Regions from separate parts of the Mus musculus genome. Here all the other regions are linked to region 1. The links are chromatin loops, found by intact Hi-C in ENCODE. Cell type or tissue: heart. All regions are shown on one strand. Region 1 holds the start of Gm40387 (a long non-coding RNA gene). Region 2 has its middle 70 kb from the start of Lsm3. Region 3 has its middle 54 kb from the start of Gm40387.

Region 1 (8,000 bases):
CCTGAGTTCAATTCCCAGCAACCACATGGTGGCTCACAACCATCTATAATACCCTCTTCTGGTGTGTCTGAAGACAGCTACAGTATATATATATAATTCTTTTAAAAACAAGGAAACAAAATAGCAACATGAAGGCGGTTGCCCAGATATATGTGCAACCCCAGAGGCAGGCATATCAGTGTTCCTTCAAAACGACAGGGCCTCAGGGATACAGCTGTAGAGCACTGCTGTGCATGCATGAGGCGTTGAATTTGAATCCTCAGCACCGGTGCAGAAAGCTCGTAACCTGCACTGGGGTGGGAGGGTGGGGAATGGGGGTGGTGGTGGTGCCAGAGGATTGCTGGCACTTTCTGGCCACCAACCTAGTGGGGATGGGAGACAAGATACACAACCAGTGACAAACCAAAACCAACCAAACAAACAAACAAAAAACAAGAAAAAAAAACCCAGAAAAATAAATGCACAAAAATAGATGAGCTCCAGGTTCAGTGAGACTTGTCTCAAGGGAATAAGGTGGAGAGTGTTTTGGCAGGACACTTGATGTCTTCCTATGACTCTCCCCAGGCACAAAGGACCAATCGCCCCTTCCCCACAGAACTCTATTTGAAGGTCTGGAGATGTGACCCAGCTGCTGAGTGATTGGCTCAGAGGCATGGATCCCATGTGTTCAGCCTCTTGAACTGTGTATGGTGGCCCACACGTGTAATTCAGCACTCAGAAGATAGAGGCAGGAGGAGCAAGAATTTCATGCTCATCTTCTGACACATAGCTAGGTCATGGCCAGCTGGGTTACATGAGACCCTGAATCCAAACAAAACAACTACACAAAGCCCTCTGCTGGGATCAGCTGTGGTTGACTTTTTCATGGTCACCGTGCTGGCCCCAGCCATCATAATTGGCCAGCGCAGCTGGACAAGTAGGGATGGACTGACCGAGACTGAAGGTCAAATCATGGCAGACCTTGACTGTAGACAGCTTCCCCTCCATGACCTCACCGAAGGGAGCCACTCCTGTGTTTGGCGTGTCTCAACTCTAACCCTATTCATTTTTAAATTTATTTTTATATACATATCTACCTACAAAGAATATAGACAAATGTCAGTATTTTTCATGTTTATGTATTTTGAGTATTTTTCCTTTGTTTTCTTGTGCTGAGTGTTTTGTTTGAGATAAGAACTTGCTATAAGCCCTTGGCTAGCCTCGTACTTGCTATATAGCCCAGACGAGATTTACTAATAACAGTCCCCTTGCCTCAGCTTCCCAGTTGCTGGGTGTGACTTCATACTGGTCAGGGCCACCCGTGTGCTAACCATGGTGGTACCACTGAGTTACAACCTTCATGTTTACTAGAAGAAGGGCATGATGGATGATCGTTTGCAACCTGTCTTTTTGCACATCCCCAAGATTCATCTGTGTTGGTCCGGTTCACTCATTTTTGTTACTCTATAGAGTTTATACGCAGGTGGTGTGATTTTTGTTTTCCTGTTACAGATGAGAAAAATGGGACTCAGAGAGGTTAAAAGCCTGAGGGGAGTCAGCCAGCTTCTAAGGAACAGAAAATCACAAGCGGGTCCCCAGTGATATGGATCCCACCATCCTTTATATTAAATGATATGAAAAATAAACAAGGAGAGACCCTGGGAGCCATCTCATCCCTAGGGGATGGTCAGGAATGGGACCTGACTTGACCAGGAGATTGTTCAAGATCAGAGAACACCCTCAGTTCTAGAGACATGGCTCACCAGTTAAGAGTACCTGTCACTGTTGTAGAACACCAGAGTTCGGATCCCAGCACCCGTACTGAGGGACACACAATTGTCGGTGGCTCCAGCTCCAGGGGATCTGACCCCTCCCCCAGCCCTCCTCTGTACACTCACGCACATGCACACTCGAATATATATATATATATATATATATACCCCCACAGACACATAAATAAGAAAAGTAAATCTTAAAAAAAAAAAAAAAGCAACCATCCTCAATCCCAGATAATCCCAGATGAGGACACAGCATATAGACCACAGTGGGCATGTAGAACACTTCTTCAGCTGGGCATGGTGGCCTATAATCCCAGCACCTAGGGCAAGAAGATTGCCATGAGTGGGCCAGCCTGGCCTATATAGTGAGTTCTAAGCCAGCCTGAAGTACAGTATGAGGCCCTGTCTTACTAAAAGATGGCCGCCTCCACGCACACACAACCCTTTTTTCTTAAAAAAAAAAAAAAAAAAAAAAGCCATGCTCTCCCCTGGACAATGAATTGGAACAGCCTGAGCTGCTGAACTCTAAGCTTCAGTTTGTAACGTGGGACTAATCATTCCTACCCAGAACATCTGAGAGTTAAAACTCATGGAGGGGCTGGAGATGCGGCTTGGGTGGCAGAATTCTTACCTAGCGTGCACCAAGCCCTGGGTCCATCCTCAGCACCACGCAAACCCAACGTGCTGATGCATGCCTGGGACATTTGCACTGGAGAGGCGAAGACAGGAAGATGAGAACTTCAAGATCAAACTCAGCTTGATAGTGAACTTGAGGCTAGCCTGGGCTACATGAAACTGACTAACTAACTAAACTAACTAACTAAATCGAATTAAAAGATCCAGGGCCAGGCTCACCATAGGCAGGAAGCCAGCTAGAAAATCAATCTCTCTCTCTCTCTCTCTCTCTCTCTCTCTCTCTCCCTCCCTCCCTTCCTCCCCTCCCCCACCCCACCCCAGAACACCCCCTGCTGGTGGGATGGTCTTTGTAGGTATGCCTTGATCCCACATTTGGCTTCAGGAGGAGGGACTATCTTCCTTCCATTATGTAGGTTAAGGTTTAACCCAAACCCTAGCCGTGAGAGGCCTCTGAAGACCTCCTTGCAGCTTAGACTCAAGGCTAGCAGCTTTTGCCCACATTATCAAGGCTACACAATTCAGCTGTCAGCTCATGCCCTAAAATATATCATGTCACCCAGCACAGGAAGAAACCCCTCCTCCAGCTTTCTCCACCCCTTTCCCTCCCCATCTCTGGGGAGCAACAGTTGTTTCTCTCAGAGTTTCCACAGCTTCCCCACCCCTCAGGGCAATAACCCTCTGTGCCTGGCACAGGCCCTGCCCTTCCTGCTAGGGGCAGCTGCTGCTGGGAGAGCTGCCTACCCACACACTACTCCGGCACCAGGCACTGGTTAAGCATAAACAGGAGTCTGCAGACAGAGCCAACCTAGGGCCCCCTCAGAAAGTGTCCTAGCTTGGATAGTGGCAGGGCCAAGCAAAGCCACATATGGGTGTCCCTGGATGCTAAGGGTTGGCTTCTTCTAACCTTTGCTGGTTTTTCTATTCAGAACCACCCTCAAGGGGGAGATAGCTGAGGCCAAACAGCAGCTCCACCCTAGACTGAGAGGTGGCAGGTGTGTGCAGGAGCTTGGCTGTAGCTCCAGCACAGAGTGTGATTTGGGGTTCGATGTCCAACATGCAAATCAGGGCAGAACACAGAGATCATAGGTGCATTCAGGAGCTTGGGTGTAGCACAGGGAAGGTCTGTGGCCCTAGGCTCATCCCCTACTTTAGGACTCAGAACAGTCTATCTGTTCATTGCTCCTGGTGCCCCTGTGTGATACTGTGCATGTGGCCTGAGCTTAGCCCAGTATTCTAATCTGCCCCTGATTTGGTGGTGGTTGGGGGATGGTCAGGAAGGCAGTACTACCCAGAGGGACTAGGTTAAAGTTTAGGATCAGGATGGGAAGTGTCATGACAGCAGGGGACAGTGACAGGGGACACAGACAGCAGGGGACACTGACAGGGTTGGTTGAGTGTATGTGTGAGAGTCAGTTCTGGTAAGTGCCAGTGGGCTGCAAAGGAAAGTAGCTAGAGAGTGACAGTGGGGCTGAAGTCACCACCCCAGCCCGTCCCCTTCTTTTTTTCAATTAAAATTAAAAATTTGAAACTCTTTCTAATTGCTGAGACTGACCTTGAACTCACTCAGTAGCTCAAGCAGATCTTGAATTTGGGGTATTCCTGTTTCACAGCCCTAGTAGCCAGGATTCTAGGTACGGACCACCAGGCCTGGCTTGCCCCCATTTTTATAGCTCAGAAAAGCAGAGCCAAGAGTTGAATGCCAGGCACATTGCACCTGGTTGTCAAGCCTCCCTTTAACAGAGGACCAAAGGGTACCTGAGTTCTCAGACCTCAAACTAGCAGGTATAGAAAAGCACTGAGGGCTGACTGGCTGAATGCATGCCAGGGAGGGACTAGGCTCCAACCACACCCCATCCAAGGCTTCTCGGACCACAGAAGCAGAAGAGACAAGTAGAGAAACTGAGGCACATCAGCCTCCTGGGTTCTCAAGGAGCCCTTTCCAGAAGTTAATACTTCAGTTTGAGTCCTTTGGTCCTTGATGACGGTGTCTCTTGCAAGCTCTGGGCATGGCTGCTATGTTTGGACCTAGCAATTGGGGCTCTGTGTGTGTGTGTGTGTGTGTGTGTGTGTGTGTGTGTGTGTGTGTGTGTGTGTGAAGTAGAAGGAAGAGGGTCTTTGGGCCCCAGTGCTATGTGGCTTCATCCCTTGCAGTCCAAAGACACTTATCAGGAAGTACATGTCACATCTGATGCTCCAGTGTCTGGGTGCTGAAGAGGCACTGAAATGGTATTGTTTATCTCAGAAATGACGCCAGACAGGGAGAGAGGAGAGAGGGGGGGAGAAGGAGAGACAGAGGAAGAGGGAGAGGGAAAAGGAGAGGAGAGGCAGAGAGAGACCAATGAAACTTTAGGCAGACAGGGCATAAAATCAAGAGAGACATGGAGCCTCTAACCAGGGACAGCTGGATGCAGCAGCTGAGGTGGTGGCCCTGGTTAGGCAGCGCCCCCCCCTCCCCCCACTGCTTACCACATCCAGTTGGGGAATAGCAGACCCCTAGGGTGAGAAGAGGAATGGAGGAATAGAACCAGCTGGCTGTGGGCTACCTCATCTGAAACTTGCCTGATGTGACAGTCCCTTAACAGGTGTCCTGCAGCTGGCAGAGGCCAGTCAGTTCCACCTCCTCCCAGCCATATGGGTCTGCACTCATCAGTTCAGATCCTAGGATCTCAGGCCCCTCACTGAAATGGGTCTATCTAGCAAGAGTGGTCATATATGCTTGTAATCCTGACACTCAAGATATTGAGGCAGGAGGATTGCCATGAGTTCCAGGCCAGCTGAACTACGTAGTAAGACATTGTCTCAGAAAATAAAAGACATCGAGATACCTCAGCTGTATTTGCCATGCAAACCTGATGACTGGAGTTTGCTCCCTAGAATTCCATAAAGTGGAAGGAGAAAAAAAAACTAACTCCTGCAGGGCGTGGTGGCACACATCTTTAATCCCAGCACTCGGAGGGCAGAGGCAGGCAAATTCCTGAGTTCAAGGCCAGCCTGGTCTACAAAGTGAGTTCCAGGACAGCCAGGGCTATACAGAGAAACCCTGTCTCAAAAAACCAAAAACCAAAAACAAACAAACAAACAAACAAAAAACCACACCAACTCCTCGGAGTTGACATGCGACCTCAAAGGCATGAGTGCTGATGTCACACACAAACTAATAGTAAAGTTAAAAGGAAAATGGCAATAAAATGACTTATTCCGGGCTGGTGAGATGGCTCAGTGGGTAAGAGCACCCGACTGCTCTTCCGAAGGTCCGGAGTTCAAATCCCAGCAACCACATGGTGGCTCACAACCATCCGTAAGGAGATCTGACGCCCTCTTCTGGAGTGTCTGAAGACAGCTACAGTGTACTTACATATAATAAATAAATAAATTTAAAAAAAAAATGACTTATTCCAATGGTTATATGTGTGTTCTGTATGTGTATATATGTGTTGTATATATGCATATGTGTTTGAGTATGTGTGTGTGTGTGTCCCATGGTATGAATCCTAGTCACTTGTTATGGTGTGGCCACTCTATGCCTCAGTTTGCCTGAGGGCTAAGTGATGGGTGTTAATGCAGCACTGGGCACAGTCAGACCTCAGCCCTACCCTGTGCTCACTCAGATGGGCAGAAAATGAACCTTAACTGGGTACACAGGAGTCTGGGGACCTGGGTGAGAATGGCCTAATATTGTGTACCAGTATTGACACTGTAGTCTCTGACACTACTCAGACTTCCAGGTAGGGAAACTGAGGCCCTAGGGGGACAACTCAGCGAAGATTGGGCAGCACACAGGTTAAGTAGGTGGTGGCAGGCATGACTCAAAGGTTTGGTCCTGTCCTGAGACAGCCTGAGGCCCAGAGAGTGTGTGTGATGGAGGCAAAGGTGAGTGGGGCTGCTCCAGGGTCCTCTGGGTAGTGGCTGAGCTGAAAACCACCAGGTACCTTTGGGAATCTTGTGTCAGGAGGTGGCCCTGGGACACCAGCAGAGGCAGCAGGAGAATAGCTGGGAGGGGCCTTCAAAGGCTTCAGAAGAGAGGAGCTGGGCATGTTTTGGCCTGACTGTTGTGGAGGTAAGAACATGGGGGCTGGCTGTGAGGCAAGCTAGGGGCCTACCAAGGAATGAATGAGTGAGTGAGTGAGTGAGTGAGTGAGTGAGTGAGTGAAAGTGGATTTTTATCATATACACAAAGATCAAATTTGGTGCTGGAAACCATCCCATAGAGTCAGGATTCTGGCCTCATACAATCTGTATATAATATGAGTCTGACATTGAACCAGGCACATGGCTTATGGAGTCATTACAATAACCTCACAAGGGAGCAACTGTTACACACGCATGCACACACAATCACTTTTTTTTTTACATTTATTTGTGTAGGTTCATGTTCATGTAAGTGTGGGTGTACTGTGAGGCTCATGTGGAAGCTAGAGAACAGTTTTTAGGGATCAGTTCTAGATCAAACTCAGGTCATCAGACTTGGTAGCAAGCCCCTTTACACACTGAGCTGTCTTGTTGGTCCTGCTATCCCTTACCCTGGGCCCAGCACGCTGGGATGTTCAGAGAGGCAAGGAAGCAGAATTCTCTGGCTTAGGGTCCCAGTAGAGGAGGCCCAGGGCTAGGAATGGGTGAGCAGGAGAAGGTCACAGTGGAACCTTCCAGAGCAAGACAGGCTGCAAGTCAGGTATTTGAGTCACACATTGAGAATAACAGAGCCCTGATGATAATGAGTTTCCAGAACAGCCCTCCCTGTCCCAGGCCTGTCTCCACCTCCTGCTGAGGCGGTGACAAGTGACAGCTGTGTTCTATGTCCCAACCAAGTGAGGTGTCATTGCCCATTTCAAGAGGAGACCAAGGCGCCAGTCATGGGCAGTACTGAGCCTGGCACTGGGGGCTTTAGGCATCAATGCTGGGGTCAGGATGTGCGTGTGGGAGGCGGCCTGAGAGAGGACAAAGCCTAGAAACCTAAGCTTGTTTACACCTGGGGATTAAGGCAGAGCATGTGTGTTGGGGGTGGGGGTAAGGGTGGGGGTTGCCAGAGAGACAGGCAGGTAGCAGCAGGCCTAGTGGGTGGACCAGGCCAGCCTCGCCCAGGTTGGGTGTCTGCATGCCACCGGGTTGCCCATAGGTCAGACTTTTTAAAAAAATAGATTGTCCCATCATATGTAGCCAAGAGGGACCTTGTATATTTCTCAGACTAGAGGAGTGTCCTGAGCTATCCTTCTACTGCACAGGTGGAGAAACAGAGGCATGAAGCCTGCCTAAGGTCACGCAGCTACAAAGAGGCAGAGTGAGGACTCAAAGCCAGACCCTTGGCTTCGGAGCCCCTCTGGCAGGCTCCTCAGCTTCTTGTCACTACTGCCAAGTTTGCTTGTTTGTTTTTAAAATGCGTTATTCATGATGAACCCAAGGAAAGGCTCTCCAAACAGGGGGCGCCCTAGAAGCAAATGTGAAGGCAGATTTGGTTTTGACATTTTCCCTGGGTTCTCTTTGTCTGTTCAGGGTCAGAGACCTGCTTTCTGTTTATTGAGCTAACAGCAGCAGATAGTAGGGGGACTCCTCATGGATAGCTCCTTTGACCTGTGACCAGCCTAGGGCTCAGTGCTATTGCTCACTGTCAGA
Region 2 (8,000 bases), 73 kb after region 1:
GACCACTGTTTCCCTAATCACCAAGTGTGTTGTACACACCATGGCCTTAGACTGTATCACCTCCTAGGGAAACTGTTTCTAGTCTGCCTCCCTTGGACTTTTTCTTCTGGCCACTTACCAGGCTGGGGGGACTGGCTGGGGGTGGGGAGCACAGGGCAGTGCCAGGTATCCTGCTGTGACAAACCCTGAGACGTCACTTTGATGCTTTAATAGAACGTCTGTAAAGTATGTTGGTTTCTAATGCACAATCATGTTTTATTTCTGCAGAGCAATTTCTGTGCCCTTCCCCCTGGTGATATCAGTCAGGTCATCTGAACTAACAGAGTTAAAGCACCCCCCCAACCCCCCCCCCCCACACACACAATTTAACACAAGTATGCCATGCGTGGAGTATGGGTCTCAAATGTGTGAAGCTAGGGAAGATGGCTGGCCGATTGCTGACATGGTGGGGCTCCTTAGCCCCAGCCTTGGAGAGGGTCCCATGGAGGCTCATGATGATTCAGAACTGCTTGCCATCAGACGAGCATCGTAGGCAGGGGTTTAAGGGCCTGTTGGGTTGCTGGGAACTGTTCTGTGGAACTGTAACTTAGTCTGGAAGGTCGAGGGTAGATGAGAAGCCACTTCTGAGGGATTCCACAGAGCACTTGGCTTTCTAGTGTCACAGTGGGCATGTTTCCCACTAACGCCTGCAATGCTCTTGCCAGACAAGACCCTTCCCTCCAGCATTCAAGCCTGTGTGTGTGTTAGTAGCCTCCAACCCCACATGGCCTTGTGGTATTCCAATACCTTGTGGTATTGTGGGCTAGGTCCCAGAGTGGCTGCCTGACTTCAGCTTGATAGCTGGGGCCTCATTGGAAGGGGGACAGGTAGTTCTTGGAGTGGAAATCTCATGTGCTTAGGGTGTAGACGCTCAAGGACCCACAGACAATGTTGCCATGGTGAAGCAGGCTTTCCCAACCTGTGACTCAAGAGGCAAAGTCCCAGGATCACCCAGGCCTGGGTCATGTGAGCCAGAAGAAAGCAGGGTAACTTGATTGACAGCTTTGACCCTAGACTCATCAAAGAGCGTCAGTGCTCCCCCAAAGAAAATTTGGAATGTCTTTTTTCAAAAAAGGAGTGAAGGCTGCCGGGTAGGAACGGAATGCAGACAGGGCCTGCTGTACCTTCTTGCCTATTTTTGCTGTAGTTTCTGTAAACAGGGGCAAGAATGGACGGGCCCTTTGAGGGAATGATATCATATGTGTGAGGGCCTGGCTCTTAACACTAACACTCTGTAAATGCCAGCAATTTAAAAAGTTTTCCCTTCCTCCTTTTCTTTTTTTCTTTCTTTCTAATTAAGGACACTAAGTCAAAAAGTGTCTTTTGGCTAAGTGTGCCTAGCAGATGTCACAAGCACCTTTGGTCCCACCCACAGAGGTCATCTGGGTGGCAGATGAGGGTTCAGATCTCAGAACCAGGACTGAGATATGCAGTAGAGATGGCTAGCATGGATTGAGTGCCTGCTGTATACTGATCCTAGACCCTGCTTCCGCAGGCCACTCTGTTTAGTCTCAGGAGTTAGATGCTGTTGTGAGAAGCCTCACCTGTCACCGAGGAAACACAGGCAGGGCATGATAAATGTCCCGTGTGACCTAGATAGGATTCACAGCTGTAAGTGATGGAGCTGAGCTTATCTAGCACGAGATAAAAAGGAATGTTCTAGATCTTCAAGAGTCTCCTGGGGTCCTTATGGAAGGTTCAAGATCCAAGCATGAGCTGGGAGTGTTAACTGAGACTGGCTTTTTGCCATTGCTGGACTATGAAGCTTCTGTCACAGCGGTGTCTATTGTCCCCCTGGCCCAGTACTTCTGCATCTGTCATGACATACTTAACACTTCACGAGTCACGGTTCAGCAAGAAGGGGAGAGGGGAGCAGAATAGACAGCTAACGGGGTTTCTATAACCTCTGAACATCAGCCTTTCCAGAGAGAATTGTATCGGATAGCTCTGTTACAGTCATACTATGTAACAAGCCACCCCGAAGCTTACCAGCAGCCTTTCCAGAGAGAATTGTATCCGATAGCTCTGTTACAGTCATACTATGTAACAAGCCACCCCAAGCTTACCGGCATTTAGGCTAGGCTAGGAACTGTGGAAGTCTGTTTCTTGGGTCTCTCATGTTCCTGACACAGGGCTGGTAAAGGCAGAAGCAGGCCAGTGAAGGCACTCGCTGGATCTAAGAAGGTAAGAACTTACAGATACTTGTTGATTGAGTACTGGTCAACGAGCAGATCTTAGTCCTATGACTCAAGGTCCGGCATAAGCGTCCCTCTGGGTCCCTGGAGATCTTGGCTCCTTTTATCTTTTCACTCCCTCCAGAATGGCTTTGTAGTTTCCGGCTTTGCTATTCTCTGTAACATTCATTCTGGAAGCATCCATGGGATTCCCATCCTCAATCTCCCCCAGAGAAGCTTTCTTGTTCTGGGCTGAGGCATGTCTCTGACTCTCATGCTCAAGTCTTGACTTCTGAGACCTCAGTGGGAACCATTTTTAAAGCTGTCTCCCGCAGCTCAGGCTGGCCTTGAACTCTTGCTCTAACTTATGTTTACCCTGAATAGCTCTGAGTACTCCTTCTTCCATTCCCAGTGCTAGGATCACAGGTAGCCATTGCTCCTGGCTCTTGTAAACAGGGTCTGATAGCTGTGACAGAGTAATTAATTAATTAATTAATTGCACATAGTATGTCATAGCTGTCTTCAGACACACCAGAAGAGAGCATCAGATCCCATTGCAGATGGTTGTGAGCCACCATATGGTTGCTGGGAATTGAACTCAGGACCTCTGGAAGAGCAGTCAATGCTCTTAACAACTGACCCATCTCTTCAGCCCCTTATTTCTCTTTTTTGAGACAGGGTAGGGCTTTCTTCCTTCCTTTCTTTCTTTCTTTCTTTCTTTCTTTCTTTCTTTCTTTCTTTCTTTCTTTCTTTCTTTCTCCCTTCCTTCCTTCCTTTCTTTCTTTCTCCCTTCCTTCCTTTCTTTCTTTCTCCCTTCCTTCCTTCCTTTCTTTCTCCCTCCCTCCCTCCCTCCCTCCCTCTCTTTCTTTCTTTCTTTCTTTCTTTCTTTCTTTCTTTCTTTCTTTCTTTCTTCTCCTCTTCTTCCTCTTCCTCCTCCTCTTTTTCTTTTTCTTCTTCATTGTTTGGGGTTTTTTTTGGGTGTTTTGTTTTGTTTTGTTTTGTTTTGTTTTGCTTTGCTTCAGACAAGGTTTCACTGTGTAGCCCTAGCTGACCTAGAACTCGCTATGTGGTTGGCCTCAAACTCACAGAGATTTGCCTGCCACTACCTGTGGAGTGCTGGGACTAAAGGTGTGTGTCACCACAGCCTGACAGCTGTGACAAATCTAAAAAGGCTGAGCATGACCCAGGATGACTAGGGCAGATACTTCAAGGTTTCAGAGAGCACTGCACCTTTTGCCAGGAGGTAGAGATCTTAGAAGAGGGTACATTTGAAAATCAAACATTTCTGTCGTCTCCACCATTGTTCTTTAAAGGCCCAGAATTACAACTAATTCACAATAGGTACTCAGTAAATATTGCTTTTAAAAAAAAGGTTCTACATATCTATCACCTAGACAACCTCATTCATGATGAACAGCTAAAAAGCAAATCAAGTCCCAACTAAATAAACTTCACCAGGAAGTTGTGAGGGCTGACCCTGATTCAGCCTAAAGAACTGGGCAGTTCATGCGAATCCTTAAGGGACCAACTGGACTCTCCTGCAGAGCCATCTCTTAGAGCTGTACCTGGGAACACGAATGGGGTGAAGAACTGGAAAAGCATTTCTACAACCTCCTACTTTCCAAGCGAAAGGAATGAGTGATGTAGGAGAGACAACACTCACAGGGAAAAGAGAGAGATTGAGGGGAGAGGAGCCCGAGAAACAGGACAGGAGATGGGCACTGTCTGGCAGGGTGTCAGCAGCTATGGGGGAAGGGAACTTGAGTTTTCAGTCTTTAAGCCTGTTAAAACAAACAACAGACCGAGTAACAGGAGAAGAGGCATGTACATCAGTTACCAGGAAATACACACAGGAGCCAAACACAGTCTGAAAAGCAGAGAAGGAGCCTCCTCCCACGGCTGCAGGTACCTGTGCAGGGAGAGAGTCAGGCTAGGAGCTAAGCCTGCAGATCAGTGGCTGGACAGATAGCCCCTGGGCTGGAAGCTTGGTGCTTTGTTTTAAGGCTCTTCCTTTGTGATCTTCTGACAGGAGTCTCATCTTGCTGATGACATCTAGTGACATTGCCTTGAAAACAAGGTGGCTGAGCTACTGTGTAGTCCATACTGTCTCCAGGCAGTAGCTGAGGTGGGTGTCCTCCTCTGTGCTGGGTCCCATCTCTAGGCAGGTTCAGGAACTGCAGGAAAACCCCTTCTGTCTCATTGAGATGTCACCTAGTGATGCCAAAGCCTAGGCTACCACCTGCCAGGAATTCTCCAGGACTTCAAGTACATATGCAGCCCATGGCTGTCGGTTTCTGACTGTACCATATCCTGTCTCCACCCATCCTTGGCTTCCCTCAGACAGGCCCTGCTTGTGACATGGAAGCAGACACCCAGGCAGGAAGTGGTTGGTGGGCTTGCCCTCAGGGTCAGAACACTGGGGCAGCAGACATGGCAGCCAGAGATCCCATGACAATGTGAAGCTCTCTGGTGAATATCTGAACATCTTGGAGTTGCGACAGACTCTTGAAGGTCAAGAGGAAGTCTAGCCAGGCGAGAGTCCAGTGGGAGCTGGGGCCATGGAGAGGAATGCTGTGAGACCTCCTAAGGATGGGGGGAATAAAAAGCTGGGCCTTGGACAGCACTCATATGTGCTTCATTCATTCATTCATTCATTCATTCATTCATAAGAGAAGGTCTCATATATTAGGCTGGCCTCTATCTCCCTATGGGGCTGCGATTGGCCTTGATTCCCCTGCCTATATTTCCCATGTGCTGGGATTACAAGCAAGCATCACCATGCCAGTGCATGAGACATTGAACTCAGGGCCTTGCAGTCTAGAAAAGTATTCTGCCAATGGAGAGTCCCAGGCTTCATTCTGTGCATCCCTAAGAGTTGGTACTGTTCTTTTGTTGATGGGGACACTGAGCCAGCATGGGGAGAGTCTCATGGCTGCAGGTGAGATATACGGTGTGAACCCCAGTTTCAGCCTCGTGGTAAAGCCATCAGTGGTAAGGACTGATCCAAGAGGGAGCCCTTGCATTGCCATAGCCCAGACCTTCATTCCGTGGGTTCCTATAGAAGCCCCAGCCAGGAGACACACAAATGGGACAGTAGCCAATACCTTAAGCAGCAAGCCCTTCTAGAAATCAAAGCCAATACCATAAGGAGAAACCATTGTTCACTCCTAAAATTGGCCAAGACTAAACAAATCTGATAAAGCTATGTGTTGTTGAGAGGCATTACAGACGTTGAAGGGGCAAGGTGGGAGGCACACATGCTGACCTCTGACCTGCAGCCCTGTTTCTAGGGGCTTCTCCCAGCACGAGAAGGATGGACACTCAGAGCTGTGTCAGAGAGGCACCAGTTTGGATAGTGAGACCCTAGACAGGGAACTGGCCAAGTGCATTGTCTGTCTGTACAATGGCCAGGAAGCTGTCTACCTGCTAATAGGATGCATTACTGGAAAAAGCAAGGAACTGATGGATGAAACTGATGTCATCAAAAGGAAGCACTTTCCCCACAGAATCCCTGTTTTAGGCAGACAGAAAGCTGTCAGGGAGAAAGGTTTATGTTTGGTTCAAAGCCAAGGGATTGTAGCTAGGGTTCTTTCAAATTTGGTAACACTGGTAGAAAGAACCAAGTGTTCTCCTTACAGGTTAGTCCAGAGTTTTGTGCAGAGAGACAGGCAAAAAAAAAAAAAAAAAAAAAAAAAAAAAGCACAGGAAAACATGCCTAGCTTCCCTAGTCAGAGGGAACTGTATACCAGTGCTGTGAGGTCAGAGCTAGCATTCATTTGTCAGTCCAGTACTTGAGAAGCTGAGGCAGGAGGATCAGGAGTTTGAGGTCACCCTAAGTTATGTATCAAGATTCTGTTTCCAAGTAACAAAACAGCCAGGCATGGTGGGACATGTCTGTAATATCCAAACCTGGGAGGTAGAGGTAGGAGGATCAGAGGTTCAAGAGCAACCTCAACTACATAGAAGTTGGGGACTGGCATGGGCTATGTTTAAACCTGTCTCAAAACACCAAAACCAACAAACATGGTAGTCCTAATGAAATGGCTGACTTAAGTCAATGCTATGGCTGTGGCTTTGGCCTCAGCTGTTCCCAGAGCCCACACATTGAATGCTTTGTCTGTGGTACCCAGCTCTACAAGGGAATGTGGAGCCTTCAGAAAGAGTGTAGGCTATTAAGGGGTGGTATGTACTTGAAGGGAAAATAGGGACCCCAGGCCCTCCTCTTCTGATTCTCTCCCATGTCCCTTCCTAGCTTTCTCCACTGTCCACTCCCACAGTCCCCAAAGTAATGGGGCCAATCATCCATGCCCTGAACTCCGAAAGCTGAGAAATGTAAGACACCTTTCTTCTGTTGAAGTGGGTTGTCCCAGGTGCTTTGTCTCAGTGTTAGAGCTACTGACAGCAAAAGCCAACACGAACATAGAGCAACTGGAATTTTCCTTCGGGAAACAGACTGAACACACACTTATCGAATTATTAAACGTGTGCTTAGCACATGACCTGGCTGTTAGACTTTTGGATATTTGGTCTCGAAAAAATGAAAGCAGACAAGTGGGAACACCTAGCAATGGGTACTTGCTTTATTTGTAAAGGTTCCAAACTGGAAACAGTCCCAAAGTCCTTCAACAGGTGAATGACTAAACAAACTCAGGTTACCTCCATAATAGAGAGTATTACCCAGCAATAAAAAGGAGGAAACCATTGATAAAAAAAAAAATAGCTTGAATTGACTTCAAGAGTATTACACTGAGGAAAAAAAATTCTAATCTTAAAAGGTTAGACCTGGGCTGGCGAGATGGTTCATCGGGTAGGAGCACTGATTGCTCTTCCAAAGGTCCTGAGTTCAAATCCCAGCAACCACATGGTGGCTTACAACTACCCATAAAATCACCCATAATGAGATCTGATGCCCTCTTCTGGCACATCTGAAGACAGCTACAGTGTACTTATGTATAATAATAAATAAATCTTTAAAAAAAAAGTTTAGACATATGACATCATTGTCTTTATACAGCACTGTCAATGTACATAACTAAAGCCATGGGGGATTATATACGAAGAACATTATATACATGAATGACTATATACAAAGGACATAAATGAAGAGATCAGGGCCTGCTAGGGGCTAGGGATGGGGAGGGGAAGGGAGGACTCTAAAGCTTTGTTTTATTTTAAATTAGAGGTGTGTGTGTGTGTGTGTGTGTGTGTGTGTGTTATATGTGGGGCTATGTGCATGTGTGAGTGTAGTGCCCTCAGAGACCAGAAGAGGGTATTGGATCTCCTGAAGCAGGAGTGACAGATATGAACCTCCATGTGAATTCTGGGAACTGACCTTGGATTCTCTGGTAGAGCAGTGAGCACTCTGGACTGCTGAGCCATCTCTCCAGCTCTGAAGGCGAGATCCTAAAGTGTTAAAATAAAGGACTTTCTCTGCAGTGACTGGCATGTTCTCTATCCCAATCCACAAACTCTCCCTGTGTGAGAAAAAATGTTATAAAGGACCACAGAAGAAAACACAAGCCATTGAAACAACCCCACACATGTGAAAATTGGCGGAGTCCAAATAAGGTCTGCCTCCCAGTCAGTCACGCTGCACCCGTCAGTTTCTCAGCTCTGACAGTGTGCCATGGTTACGTAAGATGTTGTTCCTAGGAGAAGTGGGGTGAAAGGTGCCTGGGAGAGCTTGGGACTATTTTTGCAACTTCTTGTGGGTCTTAAACTATTTCAAAATTAAAAAAAAAAAAAAAAAAGAAGCAATAGTTTGGAGTTGCTTTGTTCAGGTTTTTT
Region 3 (8,000 bases), 53 kb after region 1:
CTGTGGAATCTGCTGTCAAATAGAGATGGGTGCTCTGCAGTGAGCATACCTGCACAGCAAGCATGACAAAATGAAACTCCATGATTGTCTTGGTCTTGTGAGATGGAGAGAATTTGAACATGCAGAGACTGGGGAGAAGAGAGAGGAGGAACATACCACGGATTAGCAATCATAGAGGCTCGGAGGAGTAAGAAGCGTGGGTGCAGGCTTTGGAAGGTCTTAGGTGCCTAGGAAATGCTTAGAGTCAGTAGTTCCTAACAGATTCCAGTGAGCTCTGCCTTTTGTGTTAAACTTGTGAGGGTGGCACCGGCACTGTGGAGCAGAGGGCTGCTTGCCTTGCTCTGAAGTCCTGAGGTCAGGGAGCCACTGCAGGTCCAGGCACAAGGCCTCAGAGGCCCAAGGAAGAAACAAGAGCAGAGTCTCCAGGCCTGGCTGCCCAGAAGCACAAAGGCCTCAGGAGGCCTGGGCAGGACCAGGTTCCCCGCAGATTAATCCCCCACCAGGGGCCCACAGCCTGGACACAACAGGCCTTTCTTTGCTTCAGAGCCCAGCTCAGGTTAGAGTCTGGGAGCCAAGGTGGCAGCAGGGAGGTAGGGGTAATTGGTGTGGGGGGGTGTCTTTCAGTTGTTAAAACCTTCAACAAATATTTTTTCATTGTTTTTGGATCCTTTCCCACCTTGGTGCCAGCAAACCCTGTGCTGTCTCTGTGATTGTCTTTGTCGCTTTTGGAAAGGGACATGTTGGAAAGAGGACCTTTGAATGCAGGCCAAGGTGGGGTTTTAGTCACTTAATCCTCTGAGAAGCTGTCAATTTCTTTTCTCTTCTTTTCTTTTCTCTTCTCTTCTTTTCTTTCTTTTCTTTTCTTTCCTTTTCTTTTCTCTCTCTTTCTCTCTCTTTCCCTTCCTTTCCCTCTTTTCTTTTCTCTCTCTTTCTTTCTTTCATCTTTCTTTCTTTCATCTTTCTTTCTTTCTTTCTTTCTTTCTTTCTTTCTTTCTTTCTCTCTCTCTCTCTCTCTCTCTCTCCCTCCCTCCCTCCCTCCCTCCCTCCCTCTCTCTCTCTCTCTCTCTTTCTTTCTTTCTTTCTTTTCTTTTTCGTTCATACGTTCTTCCTTCCTTCCTTCCTTCCTTCCTTCCTTCCTTTCTATCTTTCTTTTTAATAGAAACAAAACAAAGCAAAAACCAATAAAAAATTGAGTGGCTGCAACTTGGCTCAGTGGGTGAGGGCAATTGCTACCAAGACTGAAGGCTTTAGTTTGACCTCCAGGGACATATATCATGGAAGGAGAGAAATGACTCCTGTTCTTGTCATCTGACCTTCCCCTGGGCACAGTGATACCCATGCAACCACACACATACACACAGATAGATAATTGCAACACATACATACATATGTATACATACATACATACATACATACATATATACATACATACATATATACATGAGTGCATATACACATATATAAACAAAAGGAGGGGGTGGGCATTTACAGTGAGATGCTGAGGTGTGTGTGTGTGTGTGTGTGCTGGAAGGAGAATGTGGTTTGGGCCATGCTGGCACGGGGGCTGCCCACTCTGCTCCAGTCTATTGAGCAGCACCTCTCTCCATGGGCATGAGGCCCTTTCTCTGCCCCTCTCATGACTCCTCTCAGCTGTCTCTGCTATTTGCTCTGCTCCTAACACAGGCATGTTGGGGGTGCCCTGCAGTTCAATGGTCTTTCCCTGTCTGCATATGTGCCTTGGAGTCTCCCGTGAGATGTCCATCTGGACTCCATGCCGGATTTTAAGCTTGGGTCTCCATACCTCTTGGACTTACCTTGTGAATACCTAAGGGGCCTTTCCAAAACCTTGAGTCTCTAGGGGTGCCCCTTGCCCAGCCAGTCCTTCTTTCAGCTGCACACATAAAAGTCTTGAAGTTACTTCCCCCTGAAAACTCCGGGGATGAGCCCAAAGCCAGGTGGGAACATACTTAACATATCTGACCGCTGTCCAGTCTTTACTTTAAATTACCTTGACCATTTAACACTGATTTTAGCTGCCCCTGCCTCTTCCTCCTCTTCTTCATTTCACCCTGTCCCTCCTCTTCTTCATCTCATCCTCTTCCTCCTCTTCATCCTACCCTGTCTTTCCTCCTCTTCCTCATCCCATCCTCTTCTTCCTCTTTCTCATCCCCTCCTCTTTTCCTCTTTCCCTTCTTGTACTTCTCCTTCTCCTTTTCCTTCTTCTTCTCTTTCTCCTCCTTCTTTCCTTCTTCCCCCCTTTTTTCCCTGTGTGATTTATTCAGACTATGATCCTAATTCTATTCATAAAATCAATAAAAATCTCCGCAGACTTAGAAGGCTCCAGTGACTTAACTTGCACAGAATTCTGGGGCCTGGGTTGCACACGGGATTTCAAGGCCGATTCATACTGCAATCAAGGCCACGGTGACTGAGCGGTGGGAAGGGACTTGTCAGCGCTCTGCGGTTTGCATTTGGCTCCCAAGGTCTCATACCCTGGCATTATGGTTCTCAGTGTAATGATGTGTGAGATTGGTCCTCTGGGAAGGCAGTATCTGGGGAAGCTGTGCTCAGAAACAGTCAGGGAAATATTCAGGAGAGCAGGTCCTCACAAGGACAAGTCCATTTCCCAAGCCACCCTGTGGCTTCCCACTTCCTCCCACGAGTGGTTTTGCAGTTCTCACACATCTGCCCGTCAGGCCCTTCCAAAGGGTACATGGGTAGGACTGTCAGATCTTGGACTTTCAGCCTCCAAAGTTGTGAACTCAGTGAACCTGTCTCTTTATACGACTCACCCACTGTGCTGGCTGGTTTTTATGTCGACTCTACACAAGCTAGAGTCATCAGAGAGGAGGGACTTCAATCGGGGAAAATGTTCAAAAGAGATCTAGCTGTAAGCAAGCCTGTAGGGCATTTTCTTAAATAGTACTTAATGTGGGAGGTCTCAGCCCATTGTGGGTGGTGCCATCCCTGGACTGGTGGTCATGGGTTCTGTAAGAAGACAGGCTGAGCAAGCCATGAGGGAGCAAGGCAGTAAGCAGCATGCTTCTGGGGCTTCTGCATCAGCTCCTGCCTTCAGATTCCTGCCCTGTTTGAGTTCCTGCCCTGACTACCTTCAATGATGTGGAAGTGTAAGCCAAATAAACCCTTTTCTTCCCAGGTTGCTTTGGTCATGGTGTTTCATCAGTGATAGAAACCCTAAGACGCCCATCTCAAGTGTCTTGTTACAGTAACTCAGAACAGAACAATATGTAAAGCCCTGTGGTAGACCTTTCAGCCAGTATTTTGGCTTGTATGGGCCTGGTATAGCATTAAGAATGTTTTTGATTCCGGAGGTTCGTTGAGGCATCTGAGCAACTAGTGTGTGTTCCTAGGGAGGAGGAAGACAGTGACCTCAGCCTTGGCTGTGAACAGCGAGGTGCTGTGCCCTTTGGCTAAGAAGGAGCCAAACCCATGTTCCTAAGCTCCCTTCCCCCTTCTCAAGGCCGAAGACAGCAAAGACGAATCAGGACACCAAAACAGGGGTTGTTTTTCCATCCTGGGACTCAGGCTGTTTTCCATCTACAGACAGTGCCCAGAGTTACACTGAGCCCCACAGTCAATGTGTGGCCATCACAGAGGAGCAGTTGGCTCCTGCCTGGTCGGGTCTCTAAGCAACACCACCACACGGGCACTCAGGGCACGGAGGTGCTGCCAAGCCTCAGCTCCCACCTTTGATTTGGCGCCTGGAATTTCCATGGGCACTCTGTGTCCTGTTCTCAGCATAGCTACTCTTCTAAACTGGCTTCCAAAGCCCTTGGACACAGAAGCCAGGCTAAGGGAGAAGCAGGGGGAAGATAAAAGCTCTGCACTCCCCAGCCATCTGTGAACCTGCAGCCCAATAAAGAACTCGGGTGGGAGTCCCTGGGCTCGGCTCTACATCCTGCCTCTCTTGCTCACTGGTTGCTTCAGTTTGCTTGACTGACTGACCACTGGATGCCTTCCCTGGATGCCTTGCTCAACTTTCGGTGTTACAGTGAGGGCTGAACTCAGGCTCACAGGACTGGGATGTGTAGACGCAGGTGCAAGGGCCGACTGCCTTTTATTGGTTGTATGGCCTTAGGTGGGTCCCATCCCCTCTGTGATGTCTCATCTGAGTCTTTGCAGAGGTAATGATGATATACTCTTCCTCATTCAACAGCCTCTATTAGCATGCCTGTCATAGTGAGTGGCTGTCAGACCTGCCACTGGCATGTGCCATCTTGCTTCCCTTTCACCTGCTTACTGGGAAGCGGCTGAGTTTCAGATACCGAGAGGGATCCTGAGGTGACCACAGTGCCCTTGGAGACCCCAAAGTTCAGCTGTGTACTATCACATATCTGGCCCCTCTCCATCCTCAGACTGTGGCTTTGGAGGCCAAAGGACACACTCTGAAACTGAGATGGAAGAACTTGCCTGAAGTCATTCAGTGAATTAGCCAACTGATCCTAAGTCTGGCATGACTCCTTCTGTTTTGATGGAATTTGGGTTAAGAACATGGATCAGGCATGGGGGAGGGACGACAAGATGGTGCAATAGGTAAAGGTGCTTGCCGAGAGTCTGGAAACTTCCTGTCTGATCCCTCAGACCTATGTAAAGACGGAAAGAACTGATGCCATATAGTTGTCTTTCATTCCATATGTGTGTCACGCCAGGACCCCCTCCCTCCTTTTCTTTCCTCCCTTTCTCTCTCTCTCACACACATCATCATTTTTAATTTTAAAGAAGATGGGGGAGGAGGTGGCACTGGATAGCTGGGGTGACAGGAAGGACCAGATCTCCTTAGTGGTCAGCAAACAGGCCCGAGTGGCTGAAACCAAGTCATTCGTACAGTGGAGGGCAGGTGGAGGAGATAGGGTGCTGGAAGTCTTAGCCTGAAGCCACAGAAGTGTTACCTACATATCCGGCCAAACTCTGAGCTCTGGGCTGGGGACATGCTTACTGCTATAGAGGCTGTGTCACCTGGGAGAATGGAGCCGATTAATGAGGACTGAAGTCTCATGCAATAATAGACAACTTTATTCGGAATATCAGATTTTTTTTTTTACTCCGAGGATTAAGAAAAATCATATGAATAAGGTGTGTAATCACAAGGACAAGCCTCATGTAGCAAAACCACATTTTCCATAGAGGCATATGAACAAATAATAGTGGCCAATTATAAAGAATGACCTCAACTAAGCTTGCTCCTACCTGGGAAGGACAGAGAAACACACATTCCAAGAACAATTCTGTGTTTTGAAGAAACGGCGGACACAAAACTCTTTTTGTTTTCTTGGAGTTTTCTCATAAACCCTCAGAATTCTCCTCACACAGCTCCATTCTTGGACCACGATTAGACAGGGGCACAGAGAGGAGCTGGCTACTTCTGTGACTCCTGGAGCGTACGATCTTGGAGGTGGGGGAGGTGCAGCTGCTGAGGTACCCTGGGCCACCAGAGCAGGTTTCTGGGAGAGACAGGGTCTCATCTGGATCTGAAAGAGCAGACTGGAGCAGACAGCCGGGTAGGGGAGAGCAGGGAACAGCGTGGGACAGTGCTTTCAGGAGCAGGAGAGGTCAGGACAGCGTCCACTGTGAAGGGGTCTAGCCTCCAGCCAGGGGAATATTTGTCTTGTCTTCCTCAGGGTAGGAGCTGGAAATGAGAAAGAAGAGGATACAGGGCAGGTGGGGGTGCTGAGGGGAAGGGAGGAAATGGGGGTGTCTTTGCTTTTGCTCCCACACTCCCTGAACTCCTTGCTCACGGTGTTCCAACCATACTCTTATTGGCCATTCTTCAGTGTTGCTGCTTAGTCCTGCCTCAGGACCTTTGTATAAGCTATTCCTCTGGCCTAGATTACCTTCTCCTGCGGTCTTGTCATCTTGTCATCACTGCTCTGTGCTGCTCTCTCTGATGGTCCCTCCTTCCCTTACTCCTGCCTTTTCTTCGGATTTGCATGTCCCCTAAGAATCTGTTTCTGTGACCTGCACAGAATTACCTGGCTTTGTGGTACCCTGAGTAGCAGCAGTTGTGCGGTGGGTATTTGGGAAAGTGTGTTGCTTGAAGGAGCGTCTTAGTTATTCTTCTATTGCTAACACACCATGATCAATGAAACTTATAAAAGAAAGTTTAATTGGGCTTATGATTCCAGAGGGGCAGGTGGCTGGAGCAGCAACCAAGAGCTCACGTCTTGATCTGCAAGCAGGAGGCAGAGAGCATGCTGGGAATAGTATGAGTCTTTTGAAACCTCAAGCCTGTCTCTAGTGTCACACTTCCTCCAACAGGACCACATCTCCTAACCCCTCCCCAACAGTCCTAGCAACTGGGGACCAAGTATTCAAAACTATGAGAAGGGACTGAGGGAGTACTCTCATTCAAACCAACACATTCAGCTTCCTGGTCTGGCGAAATACATTTAGTCCAACTTCGAAAGTCTCCATAGTCTTTCAATCTCAACACTGTTTAGAAGTCCACAGTCCTTCTGAGACTCAAGGCAATGTCTTCACTGTAATCCCCTATAAAATGAAAAAGAAAAGAGTATACATTACCGTTTCTCATGAGGAATGGGTGGGTAGGGTATAGAGTAAGGAGACACTGGACCAAAGCAAGATTGAAAGCCAGCAGGGCAAACGCCAAACCCTGCAGCTCCGTGTCTGATGACAAAATGTCTTGACGGTTCTGGCCTTCCAGCTTTCTGACTGCAACATACATTCCTCTGTTGATCTGGCTCCGTTCCACACACTCTGCAGCCCTCCCTGGTAGACGTCCCTTGGCTCTGGGATCTTTAGCATCCTGGGGTCTCCATTGTAATCCTAGGTTCACGTCCACAGCTTCATGCAATGGCTTTTCAGGGCTTCCATGCAGGGTCTCCCCTGCCACAGGCCTGGCCTCCATGGCTGTCCTGAATCTCAGAGGGAGGGTCCACACCCCTTCACTTGTTCAGCCTGCATGACTGAAGCCAGGACCGCGTGGATGGTTCAGCTGCCTGCTTGGGTTGGATTTGAGCCCCCTTCAATCACACTTGCAGCTGCTTTCATTTGTTGTTGCTTAAAAAAAAAGATTTATTGATTTTATTTATATGAGTACACTGTAGCTGTCTTCAGACACAGCAGAAGAGGGCACTGGATCCCATTATGGATGTTTGTGAGCCACCATGTGGTTGCTGGGAATTGAACTCAGGATCTCTTAACAGAAAATTCCTTAGACCTTTTGCTTTTCACAAGTCGGAAGCTTAGAAGGGTAGAGGGTGACCTGAGCCCACCGCCCTCGCCCACCATGATCCCAGGGCAGAGTAGACCTTTCTTTATCTCTTTAAGCACAAGCTTTGGCTCCAGTATTACATGTTCTGTTCTTCTTTTTCTCTCTAAACTGTGCATTTTGTTTCTCTCTTTGTCCCACTTGCTCTTTTTCATTGTGGACCTGCCTAACACTGATTACTAATAACCATGCTGCAGAATCAATGTTAGGCTATCTTGAAATTTCAGATGAAGAAATTAGCCCATTACTTTTCATTGTAGCCTCCAACAAATTCTCAGGACAAGGGCAGAAAATAGCCACATTCTTTGCCGAGATAGCACAAGAACATGAGCTCAATTGCTAATACTGTTCCCTCTGAAACCTCTTGAACTCAGCCCCATAGTCCATATTGCTCTCAGCACTGATGTCTTCCAAGCTCCTACTAGAATGGCTTGTTAAGTCCCACTTAATGTGTTTGACTGCCTTTCTAGTCCAAAGTCCCAAGCTGGGGGGTGGGGTGGGGGTGTCATTCTTACTCAAATCAAACACAGGAAGTAGCCTAACAGAGTAGGAGGGAAGTGACATGGGTAGCCACTGGGGACCATCCTTCTCCCATATTAAGAAAATATTGTAGGACCCTGGTGACCCACTAGCCAAAAATAAGACACTGAGACCTTTCAAAGCTTAGGTCTTAGCTGGGCACTCTCAACTAGCTCATTTAAGTCAACCCAACCTCCAAGCTCCATCCTGCCATGTCTATACCTAGCTATAC

The links. A loop is a pair of places that touch in the nucleus more often than their neighbours do. Peaks named below come from ENCODE experiments on the same cell type or tissue, not always from the same donor. Only the 100,000 strongest peaks of a DNase experiment are listed, where the experiment ranks them.
Region 2: a loop joins it to region 1, with 1.9 times the contacts of the local background. A loop is called at or near these places in 5 of 42 quality-filtered maps.
Region 3: a loop joins it to region 1, with 1.9 times the contacts of the local background. A loop is called at or near these places in 2 of 42 quality-filtered maps.

Annotation. Positions count from the first base shown.
Region 1 is chr6:91,655,378-91,663,377 of GRCm38, reverse strand. It overlaps Gm40387 (a long non-coding RNA gene), which reads right to left and starts at 2,641. Exons shown (of 3, transcript XR_869270.2): 1 at 2,389-2,641. In heart, no CTCF peak of the experiment used is centred here; DNase peaks (open chromatin) are centred at 3,087 and 7,116; H3K27ac peaks cover 3,156 bases; H3K27me3 peaks cover 319 bases.
Region 2 is chr6:91,582,335-91,590,334 of GRCm38, reverse strand. No RefSeq gene overlaps it. Among named protein-coding and RNA genes, the nearest start is that of Lsm3, 70 kb to the right of the region's middle. In heart, a CTCF peak has its summit at 7,133 (motif pointing left); DNase peaks (open chromatin) are centred at 4,624 and 7,824; H3K27ac peaks cover 738 bases; H3K27me3 peaks cover 2,320 bases.
Region 3 is chr6:91,602,529-91,610,528 of GRCm38, reverse strand. No RefSeq gene overlaps it. Among named protein-coding and RNA genes, the nearest start is that of Gm40387, 54 kb to the left of the region's middle. In heart, no CTCF peak of the experiment used is centred here; a DNase peak (open chromatin) is centred at 3,708; H3K27me3 peaks cover 1,129 bases.